Linked DNA regions of Homo sapiens: region 1 is linked to region 2. The links are chromatin contacts, found by Hi-C or POLR2A ChIA-PET in ENCODE. All regions are on one chromosome and are shown on one strand. Each heading gives the region's core, a stretch centred on a gene start or an enhancer-like site at or near the end of the contact. The rest is flanking DNA. Distances are from core to core; before and after follow the strand shown. Region 1 holds the start of CBR3 (carbonyl reductase 3). Region 2 holds the start of CLDN14-AS1 (CLDN14 antisense RNA 1).

Region 1 (6,347 bases), core at 1-2,500, 300 kb after region 2:
AGTAACTTTTTTTTTTTTTTCATACGGAGTCTCGCTCTGTCTCCCAGTCTGGAGTGCAGTGGCGCGATCTCGGCTCACTGCCTCCCAGGTTCAAGCGTTTCTCCTGCCTCGGCCTCCCAAAGTGCTGGCATTACAGGCGTGAGCCACTGCGCCCTCCTGTAATTTTCTTCAGTAGTAGTTAGAATAAGCAATCTCTTGATCCCCGCCCCTCTCCTTAAGGAAGATGCTTTTAAGACCACACGCACGTATTTTATAACAAACATAAGCTCCCCGGGCGGGGGTGGGGGAACGAGAAGGCTCGCTTCCTTTTTGCCAGAGCCTATCAAAGCTCTGCATTACACAAATTGTCAAGTCCACCAAGGGCAAGCGCGCGCTAATCCTGTTTTAGCGATTCATTTCCTTTCCCGAGCAAATGCCTCCGGGCATCTATGAATGCGCCCTTTCAAGGAAAGCGAAAGCCCAAAGCGAGCGGAGACCGTTTCTTTGCAGAGAAAATGTTTCTCGCGTTGGAAGGAAAGCTGATGAACTCTAGCAGGGCGTTGCCCCCTCCCAGGAGGCCAGTTTTCCTGCACACAACAGCGGCTGACAGTTCGGGGAGGGCCCCGGGCCGCGCACAGGCCCTCACAGGCCGGCGGGCGGGGCGCGCTGTTTGTCGCCCGGGCCCGCCTGGGGCTCAGCGAATCACGGAAAGCGAAAACCGCCTCGCGGGAGGCGTGGGCTGAGCGCATCCCTAGGGGTCGGCGCCACCCTCCTCGGTCACTCAAGTGGACGGGTGGGGAGCCTGCGGCTGGCCACCTCCGCACCCTCGGAGCGCTCCAGGGGGCCCCAACCCAAGCCCTGCACCTACTCTTGAAGGCGACGGCCGCGTTGTTGACCAGTACGTTGAGCCCCCCGTACTCCTTGCGCAGGAAGTCGCGCAGGGCGCGGATGCTCTGCAAGTCGTCGATGTCCAGTTGGTGGAAGCGCGGGCTCAGGCCCTCCGCCTGCAGCTGCTGCACGGCCGCCTGGCCCCGCGCCACGTCCCGCGCGGTGAGCACCACATCCCCAGAGAACTGTCGGCACAGTTCGCGCGCGATGGCCAAGCCGATGCCCCTGTTGGCCCCGGTCACCAGCGCCACGCGGCTGCAGGACGACATGGCTGAGCGGGGAGCGCGGGGCACCTGCGTGGAGGGCGGACCGGGCTTCGGACCACCTGGGGCGCGCCCCGAGGAGCCCAGCTAGTGTCAATGCCGCCGCGCAGACTAAGTTCTGGGATCCAGTGCTGCGAGTCTTAAAGAAAAAGGCCCCGGCTCCGGTCCCTCCCCTCCGAGGAGGGGCCGTCTGTGCCCTCTGTTCCAACTCCCGGGCCCGCCCCCTGCCCACGCTGCGCCCTTCAGGATCCGGGCTCTGAGCCGCGGGGTGATCTGCGAGGTGTCCGAAGCCAAATCGGACCTTGATGGGTCAGTCGGGGGCTCCAGATTCTTGGCAACTGGACTGAAGAAATTATTTTGGGAAAACCCCAAAGTGAGAAAAACAAGTGCTGAGTAATTTTCTTGGGTGTGCGCCCATCATGCACTGCAAAATGCGAATGTTTGCTTTTTCCTAAGATGCAGTGACTTACTTAGACACAGTAACTGCTTCTCTGGACATAGGTTGCCTTGCTTGCTTAAAAGGAACTCAAGAGAGGGAACTAGATGCCCTGTGAGCGCACTTAGCAGGTGTGGGCAGGCGACATCGCTCTGGGATTCCCAGTGAATGTGCCCCCAAGTGGGAGGGAATGTTTTTATTTAATCCTACCTAACTCCTACGGGTGCTAAAAGTGTCTGCATTTAGGTTTGTCCAGGGAGGATATAGATCTATAAAGATCTGGATTGATCATATGTTCTCACAGATCTGTGTACCGGCAAAGAAAGTTAAACCAAATTCCCAAAGGTGTGTCAAGCTGTGGGCACAAAATTAGAGTCTCATCCATCGTCTTCAGTGTAAACTGAGTTGTTTGATCAGTGACTTTGAGATTTGGGGAGAACCATGACATCATCACGACTCAGCCTTTTCCATGCAGAGCTGGCTAACCCGCCTGTGTCTCTGTTACTCTGACTCTACCTTCTCTCTCAAGTCCTTACTTGAGGTTCCGGAGGTGGGCCCCTGCTGTGATCTCCTACTGTGCCTCCCCCAGTATTTCCTTCTTTTTTCTCCTAAAGATCATTTGGTCCGGGCGCGGTGGCTCACACCTGTAATCCCAGCACTTTGGGAGGCTGAGGCGGGTGGATTACGCGGTCAGGAGTTCAAGACCAGCCTGACCAACATGGTGAAACCCCCATCTCTACTAAAAATACAAAAATTACCTGGGTGTGGTGGCACGTGCCTGTAATCCCAGCTACTTAGGAGGCTGAGGCAGGAGAACTGCTTGAACCCGGGAGGCGGAGGTTGCAGTAAACCGAGATTGCACCACTGCACTCCAACCTGTGCAACAGAGTGAGACTTTTCAAAAAAAAAAAAAAAGATCATTTGGAACCTTGTTTTAAGGATATGGGGCTATTTAGGCTTTCTATTTCTGTTTTTTTTTTTTTTTTTTTTTTTTTTAATAGGGTCTTCTCTGTCGCCCAGGCTGGAGTGCAGTGCTGCAGTCGTGGCTCACTGTAGCGTCAGTCTCCTGAGCTCAGGTGATCCTCCCCTTTAGCCTCCCTAGTAGCTGGGACTACAAGTGTGCCACAGTCATGCCTGGATAATTTTTTTTTTTTTTTTTTTTTTGAGACGGAGTTTTGCTCTGTCACCCAGGCTGGAGTGCAGTGGCACGATCTTGGCTCACTGCAACCTCCGAATCCTGGGTTCCAACGATTCTCCTGCCTCAGGCTCCTGAGTAGCTGGGATTACAGGCGCTGCCACTACACCCAGCTAATTTTTGTATTTTTAGTAGATACAGGGTTTCACCATGTTGGCCAGGCTGGTCTCGAACTCCTGACCTCGTGATCCACCCGCCTTGGCCTCCCAAAGTGCTGGGATTACAGGCGTGAGCCACCACACCCGGCCTGCCTGGATAATTTTTTATTTTATTTTATTTTTATTTGTTTTTAGAGATGGGAGTCTCACTGTGTTGCTCAGACTGGTTGAACTCCTGGGCTACATCGATTCTCCCTCCTTGGCCTCTCAAAGTGCTGGTATTACAGGCTTGTGTCACCGTGCCTGGCCTAGTTCTTCTTGAGTGACCTTAATTTCTGTTTTTCATAATTTTATTTTTTTAAATAAAGCATTGATCCTGTTTTATCATTTGGCAGGAAAACTAGACAATCCACCAGCCCAGGAGGGGACAAGCAGGCTTATTCCTCCTCCTCGTCATCTCTGGCTCCAGCCCCACCCTGGCCCTTGCTGGCATTCTTCCTCTTCACGTGGCTGGGGTTGGCCACCCCAATAGGGAAGCAGAGGGAGAAGTCAATGTGCTTCTGGGAATCCAGGCGGACAGTGAAGAACAGGATATTTACCACCTGCTCACGGACACGGATATGACACTGTTGAATCAGCACATGAGCGTGGCGGATGGACTTAGCCAAGCCAAGCTTGAAGACCTGGGTCTGTAGGAATCTCTAAGAAATCATTGATCTTCAGGCCCAGGATGTAATCCAGCTTCATCTTGCCCTCATCCAGCACCCCAGTGCGGACCAGCCACTGCAGCAGGGCAATGCCTTCGAACAGACGCCGTGGGTCCTTCTCATCAAGCGTCAGCAGCTCCCGGGCGGCCTTATGGATCTTGACCAGGGTAAATTTGACCCTCCAGACCTCACATTTGTTCTGGAGCCCATACTCACCAATCAGCTTTAGCTTTTGGTCGAGATGAGGTTTCTCGAAGGGTCTCTGCAGGGTCACATAAGTTTGGCAACAAACCCAGCTCTGGGCCGCTGGCATGTTGGCTCCACTTGCCCGTCTATGCCTAAGCACAGGCCCTGGTCACTGAGAAAGAGCTCAAATTTTTTATATATTTCATCTAAGGTGTTGATTCTATTGATACCCTTATCCTTTTAACATGCCCTTATCCTTTTAATGTTGGTAATGATGCTACCTGTCATTTCTGAGACTGGTTTGTGTCTTTCGTGTTTTTTTCTGATCTGTCTGGCTAGAGGTTTACCAATTGATTTGATTTTCCTCAAACTTCTGGTTACAATGATTCTCTCTCTCTCTCTTTTCCTGATTATATTAATTTCTGTTCTGATCTTTGTTTCCTTTCTTCTGCTTACTGGATTTTATTTGCTCTTTTTCTGGTTTCTTACTGTAAAGGCAGAAGTCATTGATTTGCATTGATTTGAGACTTCTTTTCTAATGTAGGCAGTAAGTGGTGTAAATTCCCTTTTAGTATGACTTTAGTGGCATCTCACATTGATATGTTTTCAATTTCATTCAGTTTATTTTTATTTATTTTTTAAATTATTTATTTATTTATTTATTTTGAGTTGTGTAGCCCTTTATTAGCAACTAAAATAGAAGGTATCTGTTGTACAACATGGGTAGTAATTGACTATAACTGGAGATTTATTATATTCTAATACAGATCATTTATAAATGCAATTTCTTTATTAAAAAGCTTCCACCTTTTTGTTTGTTTGTGTACAATTTGCAAAACTATTCTGAAAGCGGAATATATGTGCACAAGTCTGCAAAGAGTGCAAATTTAGGATATGGTAAATGCTTTACAAGTTACTTTCAAAAAACTGTCTGCCATAACTGAGCCTTTACATTGTCATCTTTTTTGATCAAAATATTTTGATGCCAGCCTTCCTTCCACTGCCCTAAACTATAAAGCATTTTTTAATGAGTTGAAATTAAGGAAGGACTACACCTACTAGAAAAAAAGAGAAGAAAGTTCTATTAGTTTGAGGTTTCAGAATCCCCCCAAACCAGGACCAGTATCGTGGTAAAGGCTAGGCTGGGAGCCCGGACAGAGTATGAGAATGTGCAGGTGGCATCCCTGAGGATTCAGAGCTTCAGTGGACCGTGAGTGCTCCAGCTGCATAACTCACTGAACTGTCTTGCCAGTTTCTACACTGGCTCGACTGGGCATAATTCAAAAACGAAAAACTCATATTCATTCCATTCTTCTGGAGCTCTGTGATAGCATTTAATAACACCCCAATGGGATGTCTTCCACATATAGTATTATGGTATTTCTTCAAGTAATTGCTAAAAGATACAGGGTCTAATTGTTCTATAATACTCATACCCATTTTATCTAGATGTTCAATGGATCTACAAATCTCCCCCTGGGATTCATCATAGTAACTGTGACGGAACCTTTGACCCCAATGGCAGAAATCAGAAGAAACCACAAAGAGATTACTAGGATCCGCTAGATATTTACTGAAAAGTTCCGAATTCCTGTTCTTTTGACTCAGAGCTCCAACCAGTAAAGGAATAATGGTAAACTCATCCTTATGGCTTTCCATGGCTTTAGCTGTATAAGGCAAATGCATTTCAATACTGCGTTCATCTTCATCTGTCTGCAGAGACATGCGTTCAAACATTCCTGTCTTCCATAGTTCTCCGTAAATCTTTTGGTCAATACGAAGGTCATACAGGGGTGTCCTATATATATCCACACTGGAAAGTGCACATCGAGAGAGGGGCACATGATGAGAAGGCCCAAGGATGAAAATTCTCCGGGTAATAGACGGATCCACTTGTTTATAAGCATGGGCAGCACAAGACCCACAGTACGTATATCCTGCATGGGGGGCAATAATGGCTCTAGCAGGTCTTTTTGTAGACTGTACTTGTGAAAGCCAACCTTCTAGCTGTGCATTCAGCTGCGGTCCTGAGGCTGTGTACCAGCTCCCGGCGTGACTGGCTTCTCGGCAGACCACTCGGTTGGACATCTTGGTGCCTGTGCCGCCTATGGTGCACGAGGATGAATGAGGAGGCGGCGGCGGCGGCGGCAGGAGCGGCTCCGCGAGGGGACGAGACACCGCGGGCCCAGCCCAGGAGGAGGCGGCAGCGGGGAGGGGATCAGCCCGGCCCAGGAGGAGGAGGAAGAGGAGGAGGCGGCGGCCCAGGAGGAGGAGATGGCAGCCGGGGGGGTGGCGGCGGCAGCAACAATCACCACAAACTCCGGCGACCGCCGGAAGATGGGGCCCACGGCGGCCTCACCTAAGCCCGGAAAGCCCTGGCCCCGGCCCCCGGCGTCCCCGCTGCTGCCCAGCCGGGGCTGGTTCAGCCGAGCCGCCCCCACGGCCCCCTCCCCTCCCAGCTGGCCTCCCCGAGCCACCGCGAGTGACCCCACCCCCGTGACTCCGCGCCCGCCCCCGCCGCGGGGCTCCCCGCACCCACCCCCACCCCCACCCCTGGCAGGGCCCTCCAGCCCGGCCGCCTATTTTTATTTTTAT
Region 2 (6,872 bases), core at 790-3,289:
AAATACAAATAAGAGGAAGAGGGGCCAGGTGTGGTGGCTCACACCTGTAGTCCCAGCACTTTGGGAGGCTGAGGCAGGCGGATCATGAGGTCAGGAGATCGAGACCATCCTGGCTAACACAGTGAACCCCCGTCTCTACTAAAAATACAAAAAATTAGCTGGGCGTGGTGGCGGGTGCCTGTAGTCCCAGCTATTCAGGAGGCTGGGGCAGGAGAGTCACTTGAACCTGGGAGGTGGAGGTTGCATCGAGCCGAGATCACACCACTGCACTCCAGCCTGGGCGACTGAGCGAGACTATCACAAAAAAATAAAAAAAAAATAAGAAATAAGAGAAGACGTACAGATGGCCAGTGAAGATGCTCAGCACTGCACTCACTAGGGAAATGCAAGTCAAGACACAGTGAGATCCCACCCCATGCTTACTAGGACAGCGATTTTTAAAATTTTTTTTAAGGAAGGCTGGGCATGGTAGCTTACGTCTGTAATCCCAGCACTTTGGGAGGCTGACGCGAGTGGATCACTTGAGGTCAAGAGTTCAACATCAGCCGGGCCAACATGGCAAAACCCCAATTCTACTAAATAGACAAAAATCAGCCGGGCGTGGTGGCAGGCGCCTGTAATCCCAGCTACTTGGGAGGGTGAGGCAGGAGAATCACTTGAACCTGGGAGGCAGAGGATGCAGTGAGCCAAGATCGCACCACTGCACTCCAGCCTGGGCGACAGAGCAAGATGCCGACTCAAAATATAAATAAATAAATAAATGGAAAATAGCAGGTTTTGACGGGGATGTGGAGAAATTGGTGGCCTCTTACATTGTTGGTGGGAATGAAAGTGGTGCAGCTGTGGAGGGAAGTGATTTGGCAGTTCCTCAAAATCCTAAACAGAATTGGTTTCTTAGGACTGCCGTAACAAAGCACCACAAACTTAGTGGCTTAGACAAAGAAACATGCTGTCTCCCAGTTCTGCAGGTGGGAAGTCCAAAATCAAGGTCTTGGCAGGCACAATGGATCATGCCTGTAATCCCACCACTTTGGGAGGCCAAGGCAGGCAGATCACTTGAGGTCAGGAGTTGGAGACCAGCCTGGCCAACATGGTGAAACCCTGTCTCTACTAAAAATACAAAAAACTACCCAGGTGTGGTGGCAGGTGCCTGTAATCCCAGCTACTCAGAAGGCTGAGGCAGGAGAATTGCTTGAACCTGGAGGGTGGAGGTTGCAGTGAGATGAGATCACACCATTGCACTCCAGCATGGGCAACAGAGCCAGACTCCGTCTTGAGAAACAAAACAAAACAAAACCGATATCAAGGTCTTGGCTGAGTTGGCTCCTTCCACAAGGGAAGGATCTGTTCCAGGCTCTCCCAGCTTTTGGCGTACCTGGCTTGTTGGTGCCACCTTCTCCCTGGGTGTCCACAACATCCTCCCTCCATACATGTCTACGTGTGTCCACATCTCCCTGTTTTAGAAGGACACAAGTCATACTGCTTTAGGGTGTGACATTTTAAGTTGATTACATCTGTAAAGACCCTCCTTATTTCCAAATAACATTACATGCTGAGGTACTGGTGGTTAGGACTTCAAGTATCTTTTTGGGAGTACATAATTCAACCCTTTACAGCATTTGATCCAGCAACACAGTGAAACCCCATCTCTACAAAAAATACAAAAATTAGCCAGGTGTAGTGGCACATGCCTGTAGTCCCAGCTATTTGTGGGGCTGAGGTGGGAGGATTGCTTGAGCCCGGGCTGTCGAGGCTGCAGCGAGCCGAGATGGTACCACTGCACTGGAGCCTGGGCGAAAGAGTGAGACTATGTCTCAAAGAAAAAAAAAAAAAAGTACTCGCCCAGAGAAACCGACTCCCCCGCCGCAGGCTTGTGTTACACTGTGGGCATCTCAACCCAGGCTCCATTTCCCATTCTCTCATTTAGCACAGTATAAAAACCCTACGTTACCTTGGAAAATGAAACTCCAGCTGCACAATTCCCTGCCTCTGAGCAGGGAAGCCTGAGGGCCAGTCTGAAGGCGGAGGCGAAAGCTTCTGAGCCTGTGACTCAGGAGTGCCCAGACGTGGTTTCTGGTCCCACCCAGCTGAGCTCCGTTAGTCACCCCGCAGGGTCACGAGCTTCACGCAGCCTCTAGGCGGCCAGATTGTGTTTCTTCCACCTGCTTTATCAGCCAGGAAACAGGAGCCCCTGACTAATCTGAAGCCCTGGCCTCAGAAGAAAACAACGCTAATGACTCAGAGGCCAGAGCTGAGACCAGACAGACCCGGTGTAGCCACTCGGGCCAGGCTGCTCTGCGAAGCTGCTGTTTCCTCTGCTGCCGAAGCGGTTTCTTCCACCCAGGGCGGTGCGGTGGTTTGGCGACTTAGAGGTTTGGAGGTCCCTTCTTCCTAAGAGTTAACTGTCCTGAAAAAGCCCAAAACAAGAGCGGCATGATCTTAAATCCTGGGGAGAGGACACAGGCTGCCTGGAGGGGCCGAGGGCACACCTAGAGCTGGGGTTTTGTTCTCACTCTGTTGCCCAGGCTGCAGCACAGTGGTGCGATCTCGGCTCACTGCAGCCTCAACCTCGCTGGGCTCAGATGATCCTCCCACCTTAGCCTCCTGAGAAGCTGGGACTACAGGCACGTGCCACCACATCTGGCTAATTTTTTGTAATTTGTAGAGACAGGGTTTCACCATGTTGTCCAGGCTGGTCTTGAACTCCTGGGCTCAAGCAGTCTGCCTGCCCTGGCCCCCCAAAGTGCTGGGATTACAGGCGTGCGCCACCGCGCCTGACCAAAGAGCTGGGTTTTGATTCCACATGTGGAGGAGGTGCCTGCCTAGGGCTGACTGGGAAAAGTGTCTAGGGCTGAGCTCACAAAGTGATGAGCTCCCCGTTGCCAGAGGGCTTCAAGCTGAGGCTGAGTGAGACGAAGCACGATGGAGTGAACGGTATCCCTGTGTTGGAAGGAGGGTGGGTTATGTGAAAAGTGTCCCTTGTGGAAAAGAGGAAAATAGCCCAGCCCTGGGCTCCACTTCCTTGAAAGCGAATTTGGTGTCTGCTCCTTGGACAGATCAACACAAGCACCTACCCTTCCCAGGCCGCCGTCCCTTCTTCACCCAGAAGGGGAGTTCAGGGAAACTGGGCAGACATGGGCAATCCCACTGGGTTGGCTGCTTCTGGCTGTAAAATTCAAATCTCTAAGGCCTCTCCAATAACACAGTCCTAAAATTTCACATCATCAGCAAAGTCATGACTGCCATCTTGAGCTCCAAAACACCCCTCAAATGCGCCTATCCCTCCACCCTGCAAGCCAGCATCTGGCCCAGGTCCGTCCCCGCTGTCTGGACTATTGCAGTCACTGCCTGGCTAGGATTCTGTCCACAGTTCATTGCCCACATGGCATCCAGAGAGCTCTTTCTAAAATGCAGATGAGGAGTCCCCTGTGTGCTGTGAATACACTCGACTCCCGTCTGTCCTCAGCACACACTCTCTGCCTGCTGCCGCACAAAGCTCCAGCCACACGAGTGTCTGTCTGTCTGTTCCTCAAATAGGCCAGGTCTTCCCATTTCAAGGCCTTCTGGCTATTTCCTGTGCCTGAAATGCCCGCCTCCACTTCTCTTTGTATTTCAAGCCTCTACTGGCTTAAATGTCATCCCTCAAGTCAGCCTTATATAAACATGCTTTTAAAAATAGGTCCGGCTGGGCACGGTGGCTCACACCTGTAATCCGAACAGTTTGAGAGGCCAAGGTGGGCAGGTCACCTGAGGTCAGGAGTTCGAGACCAGCCTAGCCAACATGGTGATCTCTACTAAAAATACAAAAATTAGCTGGGTGTGGTGGGATGCGTCTGTAATCCCAGCTATTTGGGGGTGGGGGGGGGTGAGGCATGAGAATCCCTTGAACCCAGGAGGTGGAGGTTGCAGTGAGCTGAGATTATGCCACTGCACTCCAGCCTGGGCAACAGAGCAAGACTCCATCTCAAAAAAATTAAAAAATAAAAATAGCCCAGGCGTGGTGGCTCACACCTGTAATCTCAGCACTTTGGGAGGCCGAGGCGGGTGGGTCACTTGAGGTCAGGAGTTCGAGACCAGCCTGGCCAACATGGTGAAACCCCGTCTCTACTAAAAATACAAAAATTAGCTGAGCGTGGTGGTGCACGCCTGTAATCCCAGCTACTCAGGAGGCTGAGGCAGGAGAATTGCTTGAACCCGGGAGGTGGAGGTTGCAGTGAGCCAAGATCGCACCTGTGCACTCCAGCCTGGCGACAGAGCAAGACTCTGTCTCAAAAAAATAAATAAATAAAATAAAATAAATAAAATAAAAATAGGTCCACTCTCCTGTGACTCCCCTACCCCTGTTGTCCATTGCGGCCTTCTGGGACCACCTGCTGCATGGGGTGGGGACCACAGTCAAGCCCAGAAATCCTTTTCCCTTTCACTGAAGCCTCCACCTCAAAATCCCTCATCTTCCCTTCTACTCTAGGGCTCTCTCACAAGCTGTCTCCATGGTCCCCTGTGGGTTGGAGTGACCCAGTCCAACCTCTCATGGTAGAGCTGAGCTCAGAAAAGATAAGCCAGATGCCTGCCACCTTCACCGGACTGTCAGGTGGCAAGTCTTTTCATTCTTTTTTTTTTTTTTGAGATGGGGTCTTGCTATGTTGCCCAGGCTGATCTCAAACTCCTGGGACCAAGTGATCCTCCCACTTCACCCTCCCAAAGTGCATCTTTTCACCCTTTTACTAGTGAAAGAAAAATCCATCCTCGAGGAGGGATGGAGTGAGTTTGGTCCAGCTTCACTTGAGCTCCTGGAGCTTCTCCTATGCCCTGGGAAACCCAGGTTCTGGCTCGCTATGTTCCCACGTTCCCCAGGTAAAGATGGGATTCCAGCCAGGTATCAGAGTGGGTGGGACCACAGGCTTTGGAGCCAGCTAGCTCCCAGTCAGTTACTACCTGCAAGTTTAAGACTATGAGCAAGTTTCTTATGCTCCCTGTGCCTCGGTTTCCTCATACCTCCAAGAACTGTGTGAGGATCTGGGAGCTAATGCTGGTGCCGTGCGGCTAACTTCAGCAGCCCCTCTGGCTGCCCACACGCCATCGCCTCCTCTCCTCCAGCCACCACCAGCCAAGGCAAAGGAACCTTCAGAGGGGCCATGCCTAGCCAGATGAGGACAGTTCCAAGGACATGCTGCATTTCTGCAATTACAGTGGTTTCTTCCTGGCTTGGGATTAGCCACTATATGTTGTGAAACTGCTGTCCATCTTCCAGCCAGCCCTCTTCACAGGCCTATCTCATGGTATAGTGTAGAGGGTTGAATCCTGTCCCTCCAAATTTTGTGTCCACCCGAAACCTAAGAATGTGACCTAATTTGGAAATCACATCTTTGCAAATATAATTCGTGTATTCGTCCATTTTCATACTGCTATGAAGAAATACCTAAGACTGAGTAATTTATAAAGAAAAAGAGGTTTAATTAACTCACAGTTCCACATGGGTGGGGAGGCCTCACAATCATGGCAGAAGGCAAAGGAGAAGCAAAGTCACGTCTTACATGGCAGTAGGTAAGACAGCATGTGCAGGGGAACTGCCCTTTATAAAACCATCAGATCTCATGAGACTTATTCACTATCATGACAACAGCACAGGAACAACCTGCCACCATGATTCAATTACCTCCCACCAGGTCCCTCCCATGACACGTGGGAATTATCTTGAGGCCGGGCACAGAGGCTCACAACTGTAATCCCAGCAATTTGAGAGGGCAAAGCAGGTGGATCACCTGAGGTCAGGAGTTCAAGACCAGCCTGGTCAACATGGTGTAACCCCATCTCTACCAAAAATATAAAAAATTAGCCAGGTGTGGTGGTGAACACCTGTAATCCCAGCTACTCGGGAGGCTGAGGCAGAAGAATCACTTGAACCCAGGAGGCGGAGGTTGCAGTGAGCCAAGATCATGCCACTGCACTCCAGGCTGGGTGACAGAGCAAGGCTCCATCTCAAAAAAAATAAAGAAAAAAGAATCTTGAGATATCATCCTGAATTAGGGTGGACTCTAAAGCCAATGGCAAGTGTACTTAGAAGAGAAGGGAAAGAAAAAGATGGGAAGACAGGAGAAGGCCACGTGAAGATGGAGGCAGAGGTTGGAGTGACGTGGCTGCAAGCCAGGGAAGACCAGAAGCCGGCAGGAGCTGGAGGAGGCAAGGAAGGATTCTCCCCTGCAGCCTTTGGAAGGTGTGGGGCCCTGCCGACCCCTTGACTTAGGACTTCTGGCCTCCAGAACTGACAGAATACATTTCTGTTGTTTCAAGCCACTCTTGACGAAGTATTATGGCAGCCCTAGAAACTAATACACATGAGCTCCAGTATTCCATTTCACACTGGCTTGGTGGATAGAATCTTGCTCTGTTTTTTGTTTGTTTGTTTTTAAGACAGAGTCTTACTCTGTTGCCCAGGCTGGATTGTAGTGGCACGATCTCGGCTCACTGCAACCTCTGCCTCCTGGGTTCAAGTGATTCTCCTGCCTCAGCCTCCCAAGTAGCTGGGATTACAGGCGGGTGCCATCACACCTGGCTAACTTTTTTGTATTTTTAGTACAAATGGGGTTTCACCATGTTGCCCAGGATGGTCTTGAACTCCTGACCTCAAATGATCCACCCACCTGCCTTGGCCTCCCAAAGTGCTGAGATTATAGGCATGAGCCAGGCTTGCTGTGTTTTTTAAATGCTTGTTTCTACATAGTGGCTGTTTTAAAGGCCTTTTTGCAACTGTGTGCATGAGAGCCTCACTCAGCATTGTCAGCTGTAGAAGCCGTGCCACACATAGCAGCCTCGTCCGCCTTACATCACTGGACGTTTCTGCAGCTGCCTCTGGTTCACGGCTCCCACCCTGC

Evidence for each region. A loop is a pair of places that touch in the nucleus more often than their neighbours do. ChIA-PET counts read pairs that join two places held with the same protein, here RNA polymerase II (POLR2A). Pooled maps may share reads with other maps.
Region 1: a pooled map shows a loop between it and region 2 (4-fold over the local background). The contact joins the promoter of CBR3 here to the promoter of CLDN14-AS1 in region 2. A Hi-C loop is called at or near these places in 2 of 168 maps with a recorded cell type or tissue (MCF 10A and mammary epithelial cell), 3 of 37 single-sample maps with no recorded cell type and 9 of 50 pooled maps. POLR2A ChIA-PET finds 5 or more read pairs at or near these places in 4 of 52 experiments (A673, B cell, activated CD4-positive, alpha-beta memory T cell and 1 more).

Annotation. Positions count from the first base shown.
Region 1 is chr21:36,129,982-36,136,328 of GRCh38, reverse strand. CBR3 (carbonyl reductase 3) reads right to left here and starts at 1,250. Exons shown (of 3, transcript NM_001236.4): 1 at 848-1,250. The coding sequence starts at 1,136. It overlaps CBR3-AS1 (CBR3 antisense RNA 1), which reads left to right. Exons shown (of 3, transcript NR_038893.1): 3 at 3,255-4,562. It also overlaps the pseudogene MEMO1P1 and the pseudogene RPS9P1. RefSeq lists enhancers at 276-445, 281-1,087, 1,088-1,895 and silencers at 596-765, 1,196-1,265.
Region 2 is chr21:36,425,492-36,432,363 of GRCh38, reverse strand. CLDN14-AS1 (CLDN14 antisense RNA 1) reads right to left here and starts at 2,039. Exons shown (of 3, transcript NR_183530.1): 1 at 1,952-2,039. RefSeq lists enhancers at 1,979-2,038, 1,325-2,200.